5 separate regions of the Homo sapiens genome follow, and all the other regions are linked to region 4. The links are chromatin contacts, found by Hi-C or POLR2A ChIA-PET in ENCODE. All regions are on one chromosome and are shown on one strand. Each heading gives the region's core, a stretch centred on a gene start or an enhancer-like site at or near the end of the contact. The rest is flanking DNA. Distances are from core to core; before and after follow the strand shown.

Region 1 (3,798 bases), core at 644-3,143, 2.1 Mb after region 4:
ACCAGACTCCAGCTATGTTCAATTTTAAAATGATTAATCACCACTCTAGGTACTTATCCTACAACAAATGCACAGAAGCTTGTAGAATGATGTTCATTAAAATGCTGTAAGGGCGAACGTCTACTTAAAGAAGAAAGGTTGAGTACCCTATGGTACTTCATAATGTTACCTACTATGTAATAATTTAAAAGACAGAATCAATCTATTTTTACTGCCATGGAAAGATCTCCAAAATGTGGAGAAGTGAAAACAATGTTTACAATATGACACCATGCACTCAGGTGTCTCTCTCATACACACACAAACACACACACACCCCAGCATTTGTACATGTACATATGTACTTGTAAGAATGCAAACAAAAAGGTCTGGAAGAATATTCAGAAAACAGAAAATATTATTTCTAAGGGTGGCGGAGTGAAATTGAATGGGAGGGATCAAAGGGATTTTTGCTTCATTTTTATTGAGTTTTTATAAACAAAATGTATTCGTATTTTACTTGAGACACTAAAAAGAATTAAAAAATTGCATGCTAACTTTTCTTAAATAATTTACAAACCAGAACTGTTGGTTGTAATGAGATTTCATTTTCTTCTCTTTACTTGAAATCAAAAACAAATGAGAGCAACAAACACTTTTTAACTAGCAAGTGGCAAAACTGGAAAGAAAAAAATTTTATGATGTTGTTTGCCGTATCTCCAAATAGAAAGAAAGAGTAATGAAGAGTATACAGGAAGAAACAAAAAAGACCTTTACTAAGTACGTCCATTTTTAAGAAACCAAACTTTTTAGTTGACTCGGGCGTGACCTAGAATCCTCAAAAAAAAAATGTTATGCAAAACGAAAAAAGTGGAATACTGTTCCCCCAAGTACTGAAGGTTGTTTTTAGAAAGCTTAACTACGAAACTGTAAATGCCAAGTGTGTTTTCCAGGGGTGGGAAGAGGAACGTGAAACCCTACACCACCTTTAAGCGGTCAAAACGAACTGAAGAGCAGAGTGGAACTGGGAGAGCGCGCGGGGGTGGGGAGAGCTCAGCTATCACTTTTAGGTTTTGGCTCAGCGCCGCAAAAACAGTTTACACGGATTCTGTCTGGAGCGTGAAGTCCCTGAGGGTGGTCAACGCGTCGCAGCCGACACCTAAACCCTCTGGAGATTGAAGGAGAGGGTGGGCAACAACTTAGGTTCTTCGGCTGAGCGGGGAAAGCGCGCTGGAAAAGAGCAAAAGAGCTAACTTTTGCTCTAAACGCGGCAGCTCCTGGAGGTTCCGCAAGTCTCCCGAGTCCCAACCCATCAGCGACCCCAACACCTTTACAAGCCAGTACCTTCTGCCCACGGCCCGGCCCTCCGAGAAAAACCCAGCAAGGGCGGCGGCTGGCAGCATGCACAGGGGGCTTGACTGGGGGAGGCACCGGCACGGAATTCGGCAACCAAGGCCCCACCCAACACCCCAGAGTCTCCGGGCGCCCCCACCGAGACGCCGTCCCACCTCCAACAGACCCGGCAGCGTGCCCCCTCCCCCACTCTAGGCGGCGACCTCAGCGCCTCCGCCCCGGGGCCCCCGCTCACCCAGGTAGCGACTCCGCAGCCGGGACGGGTCCTCCAGCCCGAGGGACCTTTTCCTCACGTCCCACAACAGGTGTGGGTAGGAGCCACCCCGAGACATGGCTCTGCCTGAGCCGGGTGGGAGGGGAGACCACCGCGTGGGGGAGGGGAGGAGGGGGAGGGGACACCCGTTTCAACACCCGAGCCGCACCGGCACCATCCGCGCGCCGGGCCTCCAGGGCGCAGCGTTAGATGGCGGTGGCAGCAGCGGCGCCTGGGCCCCTGAAGCCCGGCCGCACCCGGGCCGGAGCTCGCCTCATACTCTCCTTCTTAGACTAACCAGAACATCCAAAGATCAGCAACAGTCTCCTCCCTCAGCCCCCCTCCAACAGGAGGAGGCGGAGGCGGAGGCGATGGCGACTCCTCCCTCTCCTCGTCCTGGATACCCTCCCCGCCAACCCTTTCTCGCGAGATGACGACCACCCTGGGGACTGAGGCTGGTGTGTGCTGCGGCTGCCCTCACCCTGGAAGAATGCATTCGGGCCACTCTAACCAGATCCTTAAGTCGCTAGGGATAAAAGACGAGTAGAGAGAGAAGCTACTCAATTCTGTAGTCTCTCGCTCACGAGTCTCCAGTGAAAAGAAGCAAGAGAATTGTGCGGCATCATCTTTAGGCACTGAAGGCCCAAAAACCCATTTTAACTACGGGCCTGCTTAATCAAAGTGAAAGGGCAGTAGAACCAGCGCAGCTTCACTTTCCCTTCTCCAACATGGCCTCGAGGGCATGGGGAGAAGGAGGAGGTTTCCGCTCGACCCCGCCCGCGCCTCGGGGCGGGCCAATCATGGCGGGCAGCTCGGCCTGCGCAAGCGCGCTGCCAGCAGGGCGCAGCGCAGACTTGGTGAGGTGATTATTTTGGCACCTGTTGCCATGGCTCCTCCCTCTCTCCTGCCGGGGGCCGGAGGCGGACCGGGGGCTGGCAGTCGGCAGCCTCCGCCCCCTCAACCTTCGCGGGGCGCGGGCCGCAGCTTTTCGGTTCACAGCGGGCAGGGAAAGCCGCGGGAAGGGTACTCCAGGCGAGAGGCGGACGCGAGTCGTCGTGGCAGGAAAAGTGACTAGCTCCCCTTCGTTGTCAGCCAGGGACGAGAACACAGCCACGCTCCCACCCGGCTGCCAACGATCCCTCGGCGGCGATGTCGGCCGCCGGTGCCCGAGGCCTGCGGGCCACCTACCACCGGCTCCTCGATAAAGTGGAGCTGATGCTGCCCGAGAAATTGAGGCCGTTGTACAACCATCCAGCAGGTAATGGACCCTGAATGGCTCCTTATCGAGACCTTCCTTCTCGCTTCCTCTAAAATGGACCTTTTAGAGGCCCTCTGACAACTGCCTCTAGAGGCATCCACAGCCCCAATCCCTTCCCTTCAAGTGAAGCCGTCTACTCTCCTAGCCTGTGCATTTCACCCTCTCTCCTGCAACATCTCTTCCTAAGCCAACGTATCTCAAGTCAGCTCCCTTCCCCACCTATGTGACATCCGCTCCCTTACGCACGACTCCAACCCAAACCTGATCTCCAGATTTGAGCCTTCTCAACTTCTGCGGCCACCAAACTGTCTGGGGCCACCATGAAACACTCATTCTCTTTCTCTTTTCGAATTGTGGCATATTAACCCACTCTAGGCAGAGCTGGATGGGTGGTTTGTCGCACTGTAGGGTTTGGAGTAAAGGTCACTTTCTTCAGCTGCTGCTGGCAGAGGCCTGCAGACTGAGCCCTCCCCCAAACTGCATGCTTTACTTCATCCAGGCTTGAGTCAGTGTCATTTCTCATCCCATAGGTCCAGTGTGTTTTTTTAAGTCTATCCTTATTTATGAAATTGTTGAACAAGCTCTACCCAGAGCTTTTTGTGTGGACAGACCTGGATATCATTCTCTTCTACCACTTATAGTTGTGACCTTGAGCAAAAGCCTAGATCTCTGTTTGTGTAATACGCGGTCTATGAGAATGACAGATAACATATGTGCTTGACTCTTTGTAAATGCTCAGTAAACGTTACATCTCTCTTTGCCTACTGGAAAACTGTGTTCTTGTGGTTGAAAAAAAAAACTGTAAGAAACTGAAAGATTCCAATCCCTTTATTAAAGATCTAGAATTCTGTTACCTCTTCTATAAAGTGAGTTGTAATAATACTTATTTGCTAGGGGCTAACATCAGATATATTCTGAGGTCTGTTTCAAGCCTAAGACTTGGCAAACTAGAAAA
Region 2 (3,594 bases), core at 862-3,361, 2.1 Mb before region 4:
GTGTATTTGGGTTTTGAAACCCAGAATCACTGTATTTTCCTTATACTGGTACACAGATAATTCTTAGTATTTATTTGCCAAGTCTTCACTTATGACATCAAAATTTAATTTGTGTTAAAAAAACTTTGTATAATATAGAATATTTTCAACATCATGATATTATATCCATAAAGTGTGTGAAACCAATATATTGAACTTTCCCAGAAATTATTTGTGTTTGAAACCAAAACTGGCTAAATAAAATATATCTCTATTGGGTAGTATGTGGAGACGATATGGAGAATAACAGGCATGATCTAGAGATGGTGCTGTATGTGCATATCTGTATTAATACTGAAACCAGTGATCTTCTCATCCCCTTTCCCTCTCTATGGCCATCACTTCCCACTAAACTTTTGGCGTCTGGGACAGGACAGTGCCTTTCTGTACCTAGCTCCCTTTAGTTAAAAAGTTGCCTTTTTACCAGTTCTTGGTAAAGGAACTAAGAAATTTTTTTTGATAGAAACTATACTCAGTTGTCATGATTATTAAAATTGGACTTTAAATAATTACCTGCACAATTGGAATGATACTACATTATCAATACTTACTCTCAAAATAAAGTGCTGATACTATTCTCATATTGAAGTCACCAATTGCAGGAAAACTGACGATTGGGGTCCTTAAGCCTTCCTGCAATGGTATAAAAGATTGGGTATTCAACTTTTTCTACTTTTGTTTTCTCTCTTTGAATAAAAACAGAAACACAATCTTAGGACTCTGTGCCTAATGAGGCCCAGAATTTGAATTTTCAGGCAGTCTCTGAGGACAATGCAGATAGAGGGAGGGGCATGCAGAGCAGAAGGCCTCTCTATGCTCCACTTTAGTGAGTACCTCTGAGCAGGTTCATTGCAATTCATTTCATCTTTATTTTTGTCCTTAAACAGAGTAGGAGAAAAGCAAGTCTGTGGAGAACATTTTATTGAAATGAGTTGGATTTATTGCTGGACTTGGTTATCTTGTTTTTGAGGAAATATTTGCATTTGAGGGAAAAAGTGTGTTTTATTACTTCATCTCTAGTACCATTTAAGGTATGTAATGATGGTTAGACATCAACCTGCAAAATATTTCTTCAGAGCACCCTGTCCTCTAGCTTCTCATATCCCAGTGATGCCAGATCCTAAATTAATTTCATGCACACAAACTCAACATTATTATCTCCATTTTTATGCTTTATCTAGTGAGTTAAGCATCTTAGAGAAATCGTTTTTTTGTTTGTTTGTTTCCCCTAACTGATCTTGGACAGACTGTTAAAAAAAAAAAAACTATAAAATGTTGTCACATTTTTTTCCTCTTGACCAGACTTCACGTCCCAGCTTGATGACCTTCACACTACAATAATGTTGCCTATTTCTAATAGTAAAAAGTTCCAGTTCGTTATAACCAAAAACTCAAAGAAATCGACTATCAGTCTTGAAACCCCTTACATATTATCTTTAAATAGAGTTCATAAAGTTGTGGCAACACCCACCAAAAACAGACATGAGGCAGATTGATTCATCAGCACCTAATGAGTTAATTAAGAAACAAAAATACAAGAACACACAGAATTATGGCCAGCCTGGCCTTGCTTATTCAGTTTTAGTCAGAGACCACAACTTCTTTCAAATAACCCCAGTTTATTTTCAAAAAAAAAAAAAAAAACCCTGTCTTCAGACAGGATATGGGGGAGGAGTTAAGTGGTGATGTTTTACACATGCACATCTGGATACAGTCCAATTATTTCCCTTAAACATTCCCCCAGTTGTTTTCATTTTGCTCCATGCTTTGGCATTCATAAATTTGTGAGATTAATTGTGTGTCAGCAGTCTGCAGGCCTGGAGCTGGGCACCAGTTTAGTAGCAATACGGCTACAAAACAACTCTGTAGAGAAATACGTTCACATATTTAAAAAGGAAAGCATAGTCACATAGTTCGTTTCTGTTTAATATCAGGCATTGACGTTATGCATAAAGAAGGTAGTGTAATCTTTCAGGGAATTGCCCTAATAGCAAGATATATATAGATATATATCTCCACGCCTACCAGAAATATGTGTGTGTGTGTGTGTGTGTGTGTGTGTGTGTGTGTGTAAACTCAAGTGTTTTAAAGCATAAGAAAGGATTCATCAAGAGGAAAAATGAAGAGTTCAGGGCTGGACATATTTGTGTTCCTTGTTTTCATCTGATTATTTTGAAGGGCGTGTCAACAGATTGCATTTCTTGTCTTGGAAATGTACTAACAATTAAAATCACCTTTGCCAAAAAGAACCAACTTATCTTAGAGATGGTGGAGAAGCATCTTTATTTTAAAAGATGTTTTGCAAAGCCTCTTATGCTTTCAAAATTACTATATGAAAAGTGAAACTAGAAGCTTTCTGCCCTGATGTGTAGGCCTCACAGTCCAGATTATGAGCTCAGCTAAGGAAGAGCTGTGTTCCCCAGAGCCCAGCGGAGTGGCGGCACTTGGTAAGTGCTCCGTACTTGCCAGTTGACAACAAAAGAACTATCATTTAAATGTTGGTAAACAGATATTTATTCTTGTTTAATGTTATTTTGCCTTATATCCATGAGTAGGAAATAAACTATTAGATATTGTGACATTTTTCACAAGTAAATGCCACATGCCAAAGTAAGGTAATAGGTAGGGCAAATTTTCATACATATACATAACAGAGGAGAGTGTTCCAGATTAAAGTTCTGAGATTTGCAACATCAGTATTGGGAGGAAACTGGCAGCTTCTCCTCTAACCCTCTACAGAAACACAAAACAGCTATTGGAAACATGTAGAGCATTCCTCTGGAAAATAATTAGGCTTCAAATAAATCATATGCTATTCCTGCAATAAAAGAAGGAAACTTTTTATGATCTTCTGTTTTCCCTCAAGTATGCTATATGTTGAGAAGTTTTACCTAAATCACACTGTATTCTAGCAGTAAGCTCTTAATTATATAAGAAATAAAATGCATTGCAGATATTACAATGAATCCACTTGTCCTTAGACTATTTATCTATCAGAATATTTTCTAGGCCAATATATTTGAAGGCTACTGAGAAAATCACACACTGTTCTTTGGCTTTAGTTTCCTTGTGAGTAAAATGAGGTGCATAATCTCAGCCCTATCTACGATACAGGGTAAAAGTCAGGATCTAACGAGTGAAATTGGTAAACCATAAAGAACAAACAAGTGTTGGTTAGCATGCAGTAAACATACAAACTCTCCTACTCATGGTTCTGTATTGAAAAACCGAAATACATAGTATCTTATTCTTTACATAAATTAATTTACTGATCTTGAGACCTAACTGAATCATGATAGTATATCCACATAGACTAGATTTGTTCCTACAGGGCAAACTGCCATGCATTCATGCTAAACTATACAAGAGCAGCCAGGTAACAGAAGGCAATGCTGCTTCAAAAACACTGCAAATTTGACTCAGAACTCAGAGACACGGTATGATATTTGTAACATATTTACAGATACAATTAGGCTTTACTGAAGCTAATTGATTTTCACCACCTGAGCTTATTATCTACTAATGGTAGGGTTCTAGTCGTCTAATCCCTGCTAT
Region 3 (3,532 bases), core at 562-3,061, 2.3 Mb before region 4:
GTCACAGGGCAAAAAGTGCCATGAGGAGACGGCGCAAATACCTAGCGGCTTTAGACTTCTTGCCTTGTGTAGGAATTCTTTCTTGGTCAGAGTTGCCATGGGATCTAAACTTGATGTAAATACTTAATGTGGCATCAATGCACATGTAAATTCTATCATCAAATCTAGTGCCTTTCAACACTGCCCTCCCATCCCCCACATTTAAAATACTGGCCACACCAACAGTGTAACAGTCTTTTGGCGACAGCATTTGGTAAGCCAGATGGATTTAATTTGGCAACTTAAGGGTGTAAATATATGTTTAGATTCAGGGGTTCCCCCCGACAACACTTACAATACATTGGCAATGGTAAGCTAAAGGATTTCAATGTCGAGTGTTTTAAAATTCTCCCTTTGAGCAGCAATGAAGTTATGACAGGCAAGCAAAAGCCATCAAACTCTCAGCTAAATCCTCAATGTTTTTCTTACATTGCTGGAGGTAGGCATTTAAGGCATGTTTCTGAGTGAAAGATGAAGCATTTACATTTTCATTTTTAATTTCCTGGCTCTTATTGGCTAAAGCAACTCTAGTAAACGTTATTTAAATTTTGCTTCTAGGCCTGGTGTGGTGGCTCATGGCTGTAATCCCAGCACTCTGGGAGGCTGTGGTGGGTGGATCACCTGAGGTCAGGAGTTTGAGACCAACCTGGGCAACATGGTGAAACCCTATCTCTACTCAAAATACAAAAATTAGCTGGATGTGGTGGTGCACGCCTGTAATCCCAGCTACTCAGGAGGCTGAGGCAGGAGAATCGCTTGAAGCCAGGAGGCAGGGGTTGCAGTGAGCCGAGACCACGCCACTGCACTCCAGCCTGGGTGATAGAGACTCCGCCTCAAAAAAAAAAAAAAAAAAATTGCTTCTGATCTTTCACAGAAAGAAGGAAGAAGTTCCCCAGCAGTCCTTTCTTCTAATTTGTTGCTTGGATAAAATTTAGAGGTGAAAGAGCTATGAGCAATGTCATGCCATGAATCGTTGACGTCGTTAAAACAAGAAATAACAAGAACTGTCTGAATGTGAAGGTTTCCCTGTAAAAATCATTCTTTTCTTACAAGTGAGGGAAACAACGAAGTGCAGTGATGAAATAGAAGTACTAGCTTGTGTGTCATCTACAAATCTGTATCTGCTTACACTGGGCAAAACTTTTTTTTTTAAACCCCCCTTTCTTTGAGCTAACATTAACTTGTATATAGGAATATTCAGCAGATTCCAACTGGTGACAATTTGCTACTGACTGGTTGCAGGAAGAATAATAATCCTCTACTGTGCATTTTTCACTGGCCAGTGGCTTCTCTGCCAGACTCCTGTCTTGGCTGTTTTCCTCTATCAGTCAGGTGAAACTCAGGGCAGGGCTTGGTCCCCTGAAACTCAGGAAGGCTTTCCCTGCAATGGCTGAAGCTTCAACAATTTAGAGCCCCAAAGAGAACAATGACAGAGCTATTTGCTATTATTTGTCATGGGATGTGGAAGCAGTTGTGTTTGGTTAGCTTAATGCCAGTTACCACTGGGCTAACAGCAGCATATTGTTATATTTACTGCTGCTGTCTGCATTTATGTTACTTGTACTTTGCCTTATGTAGATCCTTTCTTATTTTCCTTTTCCTTTTACCCTCTTACAGCATAGGATGTTTGGAAGAGTGAGATAGGGGACACATTGAAAACAGAGAGGCAATCTGAAGGCTACCTTGACGCATCTGCAAAGCTCCCAGATTCTGACTTTCACAAGACTTGCTTTCTGTTTCTGGGCCTCGCCTAAACAGACTGCCAGTCATCCGAACCGTGGCAGGATGGAGATGTTTGTGTAAGGTAGACTCAAGTTTGCAAGACTCAAGAAGGAAACCACCAAACTAATTTTACTTTCACTTAAACCAGATTGAAACCAAGACTTGAAGAATTAAAAACTTTGACATTAACCATTGATTCACTCCAATGAAATAATTGTGTTATAGCCAGAATCATGGTGAAATTGGAACAAGGCTTTTGATGGGATTTTTAATTGAGGGACTTATATTAAATTGGATATTTTCTTTAATGAACAGCATGTGGCCAAAATTCTATTTTCATTAAAGTATATTAAGCATCATGACAACTCATATTAAACCTGCAACAAATGATTAATGACATTTAGAGACTTCAAATGTCATGAGACACCTTAAATATTAAGAATCAAAAAGAACACCTCAAAGTTGTTTCTATTCTTAGTAATTATGCTTAAAAAAACATCTTTCCTTGCTTTGAAAGCCAGTTGCTAAAAATAAAAACTGTTCCATGAAAAATCACAATGCCCAATGATAAATTTATGTATTTGTTTTTTAAAGGGGGAGGATGGTGAGAAAAATAGAAAGCTCCTGGCTGACATCAGAGGTCACAAGATGAGTTCCTCATTTGTCCAAATGACATTCAGCTGCTAAAAGAAGTCAGACTTTTAGAGGGCTGTTGAAAAGACAGTAAGTCAGGAGGTTTTCAGTACATGACTGCAGGGGAATCAGACACAGGCTAGTCACTTAAGTTGCTTAATTGTCCGTGTACCCTTAGCCCACGACTTCAGGGCTCAGCAGCTTCATCCTTCATGGCACCAAACCTTGACGTAAGGGATTCAAAGACACACTCATAAGAATCGTGAATTTGTCCTCATGCAAAATTTGGGGGACTGGCTACAAAACCGAAACAAGGAGATCGTATCCCTAAGTGAAAGGGACTTTATATTAATTGTCAGTTATAACAATATGTAAAATACATAAAAGAGATAGAGCACTGCAGGCCATCAAGGTCAAACATTTGAAACAGAATTAAACTAAATTATAAGGAGGATTAAATGGCTTTTGTCTTTGTAAAGAAAAGAATATGCATGCATTGATTGCCTATGTAGAAGGATTAATAAATCTTTTGGCATGGTCGATTTGTAATAAATTACTGAAAATGTGGGATTACAATGAAACTCTTAAAGTGTGCCACATAAGTCAAGGAAGCCACCTAAGTCATGGGATGGGCATGAGTGAGACACTCTGGAATAATCTTGATGCTACTCTGGGACTGCCCTTGCAGGGTGGGACATCAGCTTCACTAAGGGGCTCACCAGAGACTCCTTCAAGGGAGCATTTCTTGGTTTCCATATTGTGTTTATGTCATTTTGATGAGCTGGAGTAAAACCCAAATCCTTTCGAATGATTCAGTTTTGTCTTTTTAAAGAGAAACCATCATACTTGGTGAACAAGGGTGGTCAAAAAAAGTACTTGAATATTGAGTGATGAGGTTAAAAAAAAAAGTTTCTTCTTGCTTGGTTGGAGACCCTTCCTCCCACCCTTATCCCCTTTTGACTATTGCAAAATAGCTTAGTCCAAGGAAAGGGAAGAAGACAAATGAGTGAAATAATGCCAGAGTTCATTATTGCCAGGAAAAACACACTCGGATTCAGTGAATTTGTTCCGTTAATGTCAAAGACTGTGATTCCCAATTAACTAATTTTAAGAAGCTATATCTGAAAATAGTTACATC
Region 4 (3,390 bases), core at 691-3,190:
TAAATCCTTCTTTCTTTTAATTACCAGCTTTCAGAGTAAAGATCTGATGCAGTAGTTGCCTCCAGTGGAAGTGGGGTTCTTTTTTCCCTGTTTTTCTATGTTGTTGAGTATCATTATGGATTTCTTTTTTTTATTTATTTAATGTCTTAAATCAATCCCAGTAATTCCATTTGATTCCCAAATTGCCTCAAATTCACCAGTGTCCTTTTTACATAATCTTATCTTCTTAGTCTCTGACTATGTCCTTACTGTCAAGCATAAAATGTTCCAGGCTCATCTTGTACTTTTCCTGCCACAGACAGACAGTTTATCTAGTTCAGTCCCAGTTTCAGCTATCTATTTATTGCTCTGGTTTCCAGCTCTCTCTTTCTTTCTGGCCTCTGGGCATTTTCTTTAGGTTTTTTTGTTGTTGTTGTTGCTATTGTTTTTTCAAGCTCAGGTTTGCATTTTTTCAACACCAAAATTTTTATTCAGTGACAACTATGGGCTGAATGCAAAAGTGAACGAAATAAGTTCTCTGAGCTCAAGGAGCTAACTTACATTCCAAAAATCCTTGTTATATTATCTATGCATTTTAATGTATATTTTGGTCTTCCAATTTTACGTATTGTGAAGATTTTAAAGTAATCTAGCCTGCTATATTACCATTAAAGGTGTTATAAATGATAATTTGTAAAATTTTACATTAGTTTGCAGAATTAATATTTAGAAAAACAAAAAATAGGAAGTCCAATGAGGAAGGAATTGCAGTACTCTAGGTATAAAGTGATTAGACTATTGGTAGAAGTAAGAATGTAGAAAAAAACTGGACTACCTGAATATCTTGAAGGAAGAAAAGATAGAATTTTGTAACACTTTAGTAAGAGGGCATGATACAGAGGAAGGAGTCAAAATTAGCTGCAAATTTTCTTCCCTTTCAGAATGAAAGAATGACTATAACATCTACAGAAATAGTGTAGCTGGTGTGAATGGGTGGGAAGATAAAAATATATTTTGTTGGGTAAGGACTGTATTTCTATATTTAATATACCATGCAGTGCCTTAACATGGTGTTTTACACATAACGGATAATCAATAATTGCATCAATGTACTACATTTGAAAAAAGCAGCAGAGCAACTACGTGCACGTCTCAAAGCAACTGGGAAAACAGGACTAGAAGACAGTGAATAAGTGACAAGATTATAGGTGAGCAGGGGGAGTAGAGGTGCTTTCTTTGCATCCCTAGAGCCTGGTTTGGTGTTTGGCACACAGCCAGCCCTCAATTCACATTTACCAAATAAATGAACCTATATCATTTGCATAGACATAATAGCTGAACCCATGGGAATAGATCTTAAACCAGAGAACATGCAGTTAAAAAAGAACCCTTCTTTCCTATGCCCTGCACTGCTAACAATTGCCTGCCTCAGAAGAAGCAATTCTAAACATACCTTGAGTTCAGGATAATTGGTGGAGTTGGAATTTCAGGAACTGTTTTTTGTTGCTGTTGTTTGTTTGTTTGTTTGTTTGTTTTGGTTGGGGGAGGTGTATTCTAGATTTAAGACATCAAAGTGACAGACTTGCCGCCTTCAAAGTTATATCCATTTTGTACAACGGTCAGATTATCTCCATAAGTTAGAGCTTGTAAGTGCAATCAGGGCCATTCAGGCCCCCAAATAGAAACCTCCCTTATTAGCTGGACTGCTGTATAGCATTCGCTAACTAAAAGGTTATCGGATTCCCCTCTCTCCTTTCAAGCTGACCTGACAGCCCTTTCTATTCCCATCCTCAAGGGGGCGGTGACTACGGAGCCACTCCTTATACACGGACGCTCAAAACTGCACCAAAACTTCCCTGCTCGGCTCCCCGGTGCGTCAAACTCTGAGGCCACCGCCTCAGACTGAGCCTGCGCATACAAGAGGTGCAGAGCAAGCGCATGCGTCGTGACGGCCCGGCTTAGGCGACTCTGGGCGGGTCTGGGCCGCTCCAGTGTTTTGGGGCACAGAAGCTGTGGGAGGAGCTGGAGGCTTCACCGTGGTAACCACAGCGCCGCTGCTGCCCCGCCTTGCAGGCCTCAGGACTGTCATCGCCTCTGGGTGTGAGGGTACTTTGGCCACCGTCCCCGGAAATAACCGCGCCTGCCTCTCAAGATACCCCATCCTCTCCACGCCGCTGCCGCTGCCGCCATGCAAGGGGAGGACGCCAGATACCTCAAAAGGTGACGACTCCCCAAGGCTCTGTCCTACCCTCCTTGCCAGGGCCCTGAAGATGTTCTTGGGTTGGCTGTGAGATGTCACTGGGCAACGCTAGTTTAGCAGACGGGATGGGAAGCAGGGAGAGAAGTCACCGAAAGGAGAGGGAAAAGGTGAAGTGGAGAAAAAAGGAGAGCTCTGGGGGGGTTTCAAAGTCCTTTGACCTGACTCGGCGGAGCCCTGACAGCATTGAAAGATGGTTTCTTCGCTACATCACCTTATTCCAGGGGGAGAGGGAGGTAGGGCAAGGTAAACCGCGTCTTTTGTTTTTTTTTTCGCCTCTTCCCAGACTCTCCATTTTCCCATAATAGATAAATCCCATGAGAGCCTGGGAATAAAGTCTGGTGCATCCGCCCTCAGGCCTCAGTTTGGGGTTCATTGCCATGGGCTTTTGAAATGATGAAGGGGAAAGAAGTGGTGGATTCTACTTTTTGGAAGGCTGAATTGAGATGTTGATTTCCAGTCTCTTTCTGCTTTCCGCATCCATGTCATCCATTTGACTCCCATGTATACAACATAATTTTTGTAGGACATTTAGTAATTATTAAGAGGTTTGTTCAGAAGTTTGATGACAATAAAATAGGCCATAATTTCTTTTAAATATAGTATCAGTTACTCAAAAAAATTGTAGTCTGTTGGGATTATTTGGGTGCTGGCAAATACTCAGATCATTCCTGATTTGGAAAAAAAAAAAGATACCTCCCACTGAACCAAGAGTAAGCAGTGATCCAATAGAAAAAAATTTTAATTCAGTACTGATTCAGTAAATACCCTGGAAAAGTCGCATGTATTCCTTTGGGCACGGTTTCCTCATCTGAAAATGGGACAGGCGTTACCTTCTGAGAGATACAAGGACGAAAGATGAAATACTTTTAAAAAATGAAACATGAATGTAAGGTGGTGGTATTATTTCAAGTCATAATACACTTGCAGTGAATATTTTTATTCTGGCTTGGCTGAGCTCTCATCATCACAGAAAGATCTTCCAAGTGTTAGTAGACTCATAGAAGGGATTCAAACAATTGTATAATAAATAAATCAACTCTATTGTCCTGGCAAGACAGGCATATATTGACTGTCTTTTTTATTTTATGTAAATATATCTGAAACTGGCAAATAGCCAGACTTTGTCAGTAAAAATTTTTAAATGAATATAT
Region 5 (3,834 bases), core at 1,322-3,821, 2.9 Mb after region 4:
ACAATGATAGCACAAAATTAACGTCAGCTCCATTTTAAATTAGAATGAAGATGTCAGAAAGGTAGCACCACACCAAGAAATTATGAAACTGTTGTTAATTGGAATTTCTAATATTTAGCTACTCCACAACTCCTAGAGGAAAAAAAAAGTGTCAGTTTTACAAATACTACAGACCTTTACAAAGCCTTAAAGTATTTAACATGGGGGTGGGGAGCAACCGGGGTACCCATCCCCAAAACAAAGTGATTTGGATTAAACCAAAATAGATTTCATAGGCTCTGAAAATAAAATACAGGACAGATTTTTCCCCCTAGGCCCAATACTACTGCAAAGTATAAGAAAGTCTTTTTAAGAGAAAACAAACCATCACAGAGTTGATACTTAGCTAGGACCTGTTTTAATGCTAGTAAAGCCCCAAGAGAGTTTGTTTTGCCCGCAGAGGAGGGGAAAGTGTGTGGAAGTTGGTGGAGGTAGTCATTTTGGTTATTAGTAAATAAATCAAGCAGCAGAGAACATGAGGCCTAGGCAACTGCTAGAGAAGCCAAGGCCCAGCTTCCCCCCTCTCTTCCCAGCACGGCCTGGGTTTGATCTCAGAGCCCTGCGGATTGCCAAGGAAAAAAAAAATCATATCGAACCACAAAAGCACATGGGGCGAATGTAAAATATAAACACGGCGTTGGGCTGTGAGTGGCTGTTATTAAAGGTCTGAATTACTAAACATGAGAGGCGGGGAAAGCCAGGCGGCCATTTCAATAATATAAACCTCCCCGAATTAGACATTATTCAAATGAGAAGAGGTTCAGCTAAGCAGAGAGTAAAGACGACCCAGCACACAGCGAGAAAACACCGCCACAGAAGAAGGGAGGGGGATCCCCGTCCCTCCCCACCGACTCCCAACAGGAGAGAGGAAATCGAGAATACGATCAACTTGTCAGGCCAGCCCATTCTGGGGCAGGAGGGCAGCCCTTTACATCCAAGTTCTCGGGAGGCCTCTGGGCGCTTCTGGGGCCTCGGAGCGAGAGGCCCCGGAGGGCCACCCGCCCCGTGCGTCCCGGTCAGGCGCAGGGGGTGGGGGGAACGGAGGGGGGGCAGCGGGGAGGGGCAAAGGGAGACGGAGGTCAGACCACGCCAGGCACCTCCAGCCCAACTCGCCCGCGAAGCCCCGGCCGACAACGCAAAGGGGCTGCCGACCGCCGGCCGGGGGCGCGCGGGCCGCCCCAGAGGACATCCCCTCGGAAGGAACTTGCCCCAAGGACTCCTTCCAATCCAGTCCACCCCCCAGGGGGGGCACGCAGACCCCTGCGCGGGTTCCCCACCCCCGCCGCCCCAGGCCACCTCGCAGCGCCCACGACCGCTCACCCCTACCCACCTAGAGAGCAGGCCTGGCTTGGGTCAGGCCACCACATTGGGGACCAGTGGGGCGAGGCCGAAGTGCCTGGGGCCGTGACCCCCGGGCTCAGCCCCGCGCGGGGCGCGGGCAGGGAGCTCTCCCCGCGCGCACCCCCGGTTGCCCTGAGGGCCGCCCCCCAAGGCGGGCAGCGCCCCCCCGCCCGGGCCCGCTCCCGGGGGAAGACGCGTGCGGGTGTCCGGCCGCCGGGGTCCGCTCCGGCCCCGCCGCCTCCCCGGCATTGTGCTCGCCGCCGCCTCCATCCCCCTTCACGCCCCCCACCCCGCGCCCGCCCGGCCCCGGCCGCCCGCCCGCGCCCTACTGCGCCCCGCCGGCCCAGCAGCTATGAATATGTAAAATGTCTTTATTGTCCTCTCCCTCTGCCCCGGCCCCGCCGCCCCGCCGCGGACCCGCTCGGGTTCGGGCACGGCGGCGAGGAGGCGGCAGCGGCGGCCGGCAGAGGAGGAGGGCCGGTGCCGACGGGCAGACGGCGAGCGGCGGCGGGGTGGGCCGGGTGCAGGAGGAGGGCAGTGGATCGCAGCCCCCTTTGCCCCTTGTCTTCCCCCTCCGCCTGGCCGCTCCGAGCCTCTTTCCCCCTCCGCTCAGCGCCCGGCGGGGGCTCAATGCTCCCCGGCCCCCCATCTCCCCGCCGTTAATTATAATAATCCTGAGTACTAATAAATTATGCTAAGTCGCGGGGGGGGGCAGCGGGAGCCGGGGTTGAGTATGAATATGAATATGTAAAATGCTGTAATGATTACCTGCTGCTGCTGCCGCCGCGGCTGAACTCTCATCTTGACTCGCTGCTCCTCCGTCCGCCATTTTGAATATTTTAACCAAAATCGCCCGGTCGATAAACCCTCCCTCGCTCTGGCTCCCCTCCCCCCTCCCGCCCTGCTTGCCTCCTCCCTCCTCTCCGCCCCCTCCCGCTCCTTCCTCTCCCCGGGCGCGCGCCAGGGGGCGCGCGAGGCCGGCTCTGTTCGCCCCGGCCCCCTCAGAAGAGCTCCACCCCCTTCCCGCGCTCTGCGCACGCGCCTTCGGGGCGCTGTGGCCCTTCGGTAGCTAAAGCAGCGCCCTCAATCAGCCAGGCACCCTGTGGCTTCATTTTTCGTCTCGGCTCTGCGCATGCGCGCCTTTCTCCTGCCGCCAGAAGTGTCGCCGGCGCATGCGCTCCCTCTAGCTCAGAACCAGATTATATAGTATCCCGGGCGCCTGTGTCTTCTTACACTTCTCCCTTTTCCTCCCGCCTTGCTTCCCTCCTGGCTTCGCTCCGGTCTCCCCCAGTGGCCTGTGGCATTGTAAAAGCACGGCAAGGAGCGCAGCGGCCAGAAACGTGGGGGCGCGTGGAAGGGCAGTGAGCGGCCCGCGTGCCCTGTGCTCCGCACTTTCTTCAGGGTTTCCGCGCAGTTGAAACATTGGCAACAATGGATAAGCCGCTCCTCGCTAGGTAATTTCCGGCCCTCTGGGCAGGTAGGGGCGGAAACGACCGCCACGGGAGCCGGGCATGAGGCACCTGCTGAGCCACACGCGGGCCTCCCGCTTTAAATTTGAATCCGAGCTAATCCCCGCCCCCGGCTCTGCTAGTGCAGGAGACCCGGCCCCGGCAAACGCGAGGGGGAGTGTCGTGTGATTGTTTTAATTAGCCCTAAATCTCTTCTGCTCTACTTGCTTCTAACGCCAGGCTGGCTTCCTCGGGAGCTAGGCGTCTTATTAAGTCGCTAATTTCCGCCCTACCCTTCCTTTCTGCCTTCACGCCCCTCTAACGCCGCTCCCCCCAATCGAAACAGACCCCATATTCTGAGGCTTCCCCCCGCGCCTTCTTCCCGCCTTGGAACACCTTTTAAAACCTAGCAGTAAGCTGATGACTAATAAAAATGTCGAAATCGTAACTTCATCGTGAATTTTATTTTGCTGTGTTTCTCAGAGTAAATATGGTATTGGGGAAAGGTTTCGCGTTGCACATATCTTTCTTGGTAACTAGACATAATGTTGCTGAGTTTTCTTTATCTTAAATGGCGAAATTCCCTGGACAAAGTCCCAGGTCTAATTATTTTACGAATTTTTAAAGCCCTATTTTTGTTTGTTTGTTTGTTTTTTAAGAATAGAAAGGTGTATTTCATGGTAAGCAAAGTTTAAAAAAAATCAGCTCTAGTTAATCTGTCTTGAGAGATATGACTGAAGTTTAAATTGGGTAGAACTGCTGGTTCTACAATTAAAAACAAAACTGATTTCCAAGTGAGTGCAATTATTTTAATGGGTAAAGTTTTAATCATCAGTCCTAGAATGCTCGTTGGACTCCTTTAACTGTGCAAGTACAGTTAAAGCTATTGTCAGTGACAGGCAACGATTTGGGGGTGGGATTGATTTGTTCGTGGTAATTAAGCCTTAGGGTGTGTGCATGACTGTTTGAACCAAATAATTAGACCGCCCTGTAATCTAATTATTTA

The links. A loop is a pair of places that touch in the nucleus more often than their neighbours do. ChIA-PET counts read pairs that join two places held with the same protein, here RNA polymerase II (POLR2A). Pooled maps may share reads with other maps.
Region 1: a map of CD8-positive, alpha-beta T cell shows a loop between it and region 4 (29-fold over the local background). The contact joins the promoter of DCAF6 here to the promoter of KIFAP3 in region 4. A Hi-C loop is called at or near these places in 2 of 168 maps with a recorded cell type or tissue (CD8-positive, alpha-beta T cell and naive thymus-derived CD4-positive, alpha-beta T cell), 1 of 37 single-sample maps with no recorded cell type and 11 of 50 pooled maps. POLR2A ChIA-PET finds 5 or more read pairs at or near these places in 1 of 52 experiments (GM12878).
Region 2: a map of naive thymus-derived CD4-positive, alpha-beta T cell shows a loop between it and region 4 (11-fold over the local background). The contact joins the enhancer-like site here to the promoter of KIFAP3 in region 4. A Hi-C loop is called at or near these places in 1 of 168 maps with a recorded cell type or tissue (naive thymus-derived CD4-positive, alpha-beta T cell), 1 of 37 single-sample maps with no recorded cell type and 7 of 50 pooled maps.
Region 3: a loop to region 4 is called in a map with no recorded cell type, with 6 times the contacts of the local background. The contact joins the enhancer-like site here to the promoter of KIFAP3 in region 4. A Hi-C loop is called at or near these places in 1 of 37 single-sample maps with no recorded cell type and 2 of 50 pooled maps. POLR2A ChIA-PET finds 5 or more read pairs at or near these places in 1 of 52 experiments (GM12878).
Region 5: a map of naive thymus-derived CD4-positive, alpha-beta T cell shows a loop between it and region 4 (7-fold over the local background). The contact joins the promoter of POU2F1-DT here to the promoter of KIFAP3 in region 4. A Hi-C loop is called at or near these places in 1 of 168 maps with a recorded cell type or tissue (naive thymus-derived CD4-positive, alpha-beta T cell), 1 of 37 single-sample maps with no recorded cell type and 10 of 50 pooled maps. POLR2A ChIA-PET finds 5 or more read pairs at or near these places in 1 of 52 experiments (activated T-cell).

What each region holds. Positions count from the first base shown.
Region 1 is chr1:167,934,778-167,938,575 of GRCh38, reverse strand. It overlaps DCAF6 (DDB1 and CUL4 associated factor 6), which reads right to left and starts at 1,893. Exons shown (of 22, transcript NM_001198956.2): 1 at 1,568-1,893. The coding sequence starts at 1,664. It overlaps MPC2 (mitochondrial pyruvate carrier 2), which reads left to right and starts at 1,504. Exons shown (of 6, transcript NM_001143674.4): 1 at 1,504-1,637; 2 at 2,678-2,843. The coding sequence starts at 2,735. RefSeq lists silencers at 1,488-1,727, 1,758-1,827, 2,428-2,597 and enhancers at 2,008-2,317, 2,768-2,877.
Region 2 is chr1:172,179,893-172,183,486 of GRCh38, reverse strand. All of the region lies in intron 14 of DNM3 (dynamin 3), which reads right to left. Among named protein-coding and RNA genes, the nearest start is that of DNM3OS, 37 kb to the right of the region's middle. RefSeq lists an enhancer at 2,292-2,341. Within about 2 kb of position 2,111, at least 25 of the 41 ENCODE cell types and tissues checked have a DNase peak (open chromatin) inside an H3K27ac peak, as active enhancers do.
Region 3 is chr1:172,392,535-172,396,066 of GRCh38, reverse strand. The region is part of intron 20 of DNM3 (dynamin 3); the gene reads right to left. It overlaps LOC102724528 (a long non-coding RNA gene), which reads left to right. Exons shown (of 3, transcript XR_001738294.3): 3 at 1,657-2,316. Among named protein-coding and RNA genes, the nearest start is that of C1orf105, 26 kb to the left of the region's middle. Within about 2 kb of position 1,811, at least 14 of the 41 ENCODE cell types and tissues checked have a DNase peak (open chromatin) inside an H3K27ac peak, as active enhancers do; they include GM12878, where a contact is called at or near this core.
Region 4 is chr1:170,073,245-170,076,634 of GRCh38, reverse strand. KIFAP3 (kinesin associated protein 3) reads left to right here and starts at 1,940. Exons shown (of 20, transcript NM_014970.4): 1 at 1,940-2,199. The coding sequence starts at 2,168. RefSeq lists enhancers at 1,712-2,011, 2,072-2,131.
Region 5 is chr1:167,219,273-167,223,106 of GRCh38, reverse strand. It overlaps POU2F1-DT (POU2F1 divergent transcript), which reads left to right and starts at 2,571. Exons shown (of 1, transcript NR_185889.1): 1 at 2,571-3,276. POU2F1 (POU class 2 homeobox 1) reads right to left here and starts at 2,221. Exons shown (of 16, transcript NM_002697.4): 1 at 2,149-2,221. The coding sequence starts at 2,209. RefSeq lists enhancers at 819-998, 2,529-2,638 and silencers at 1,059-1,238, 1,249-1,528, 1,749-1,898, 2,249-2,348.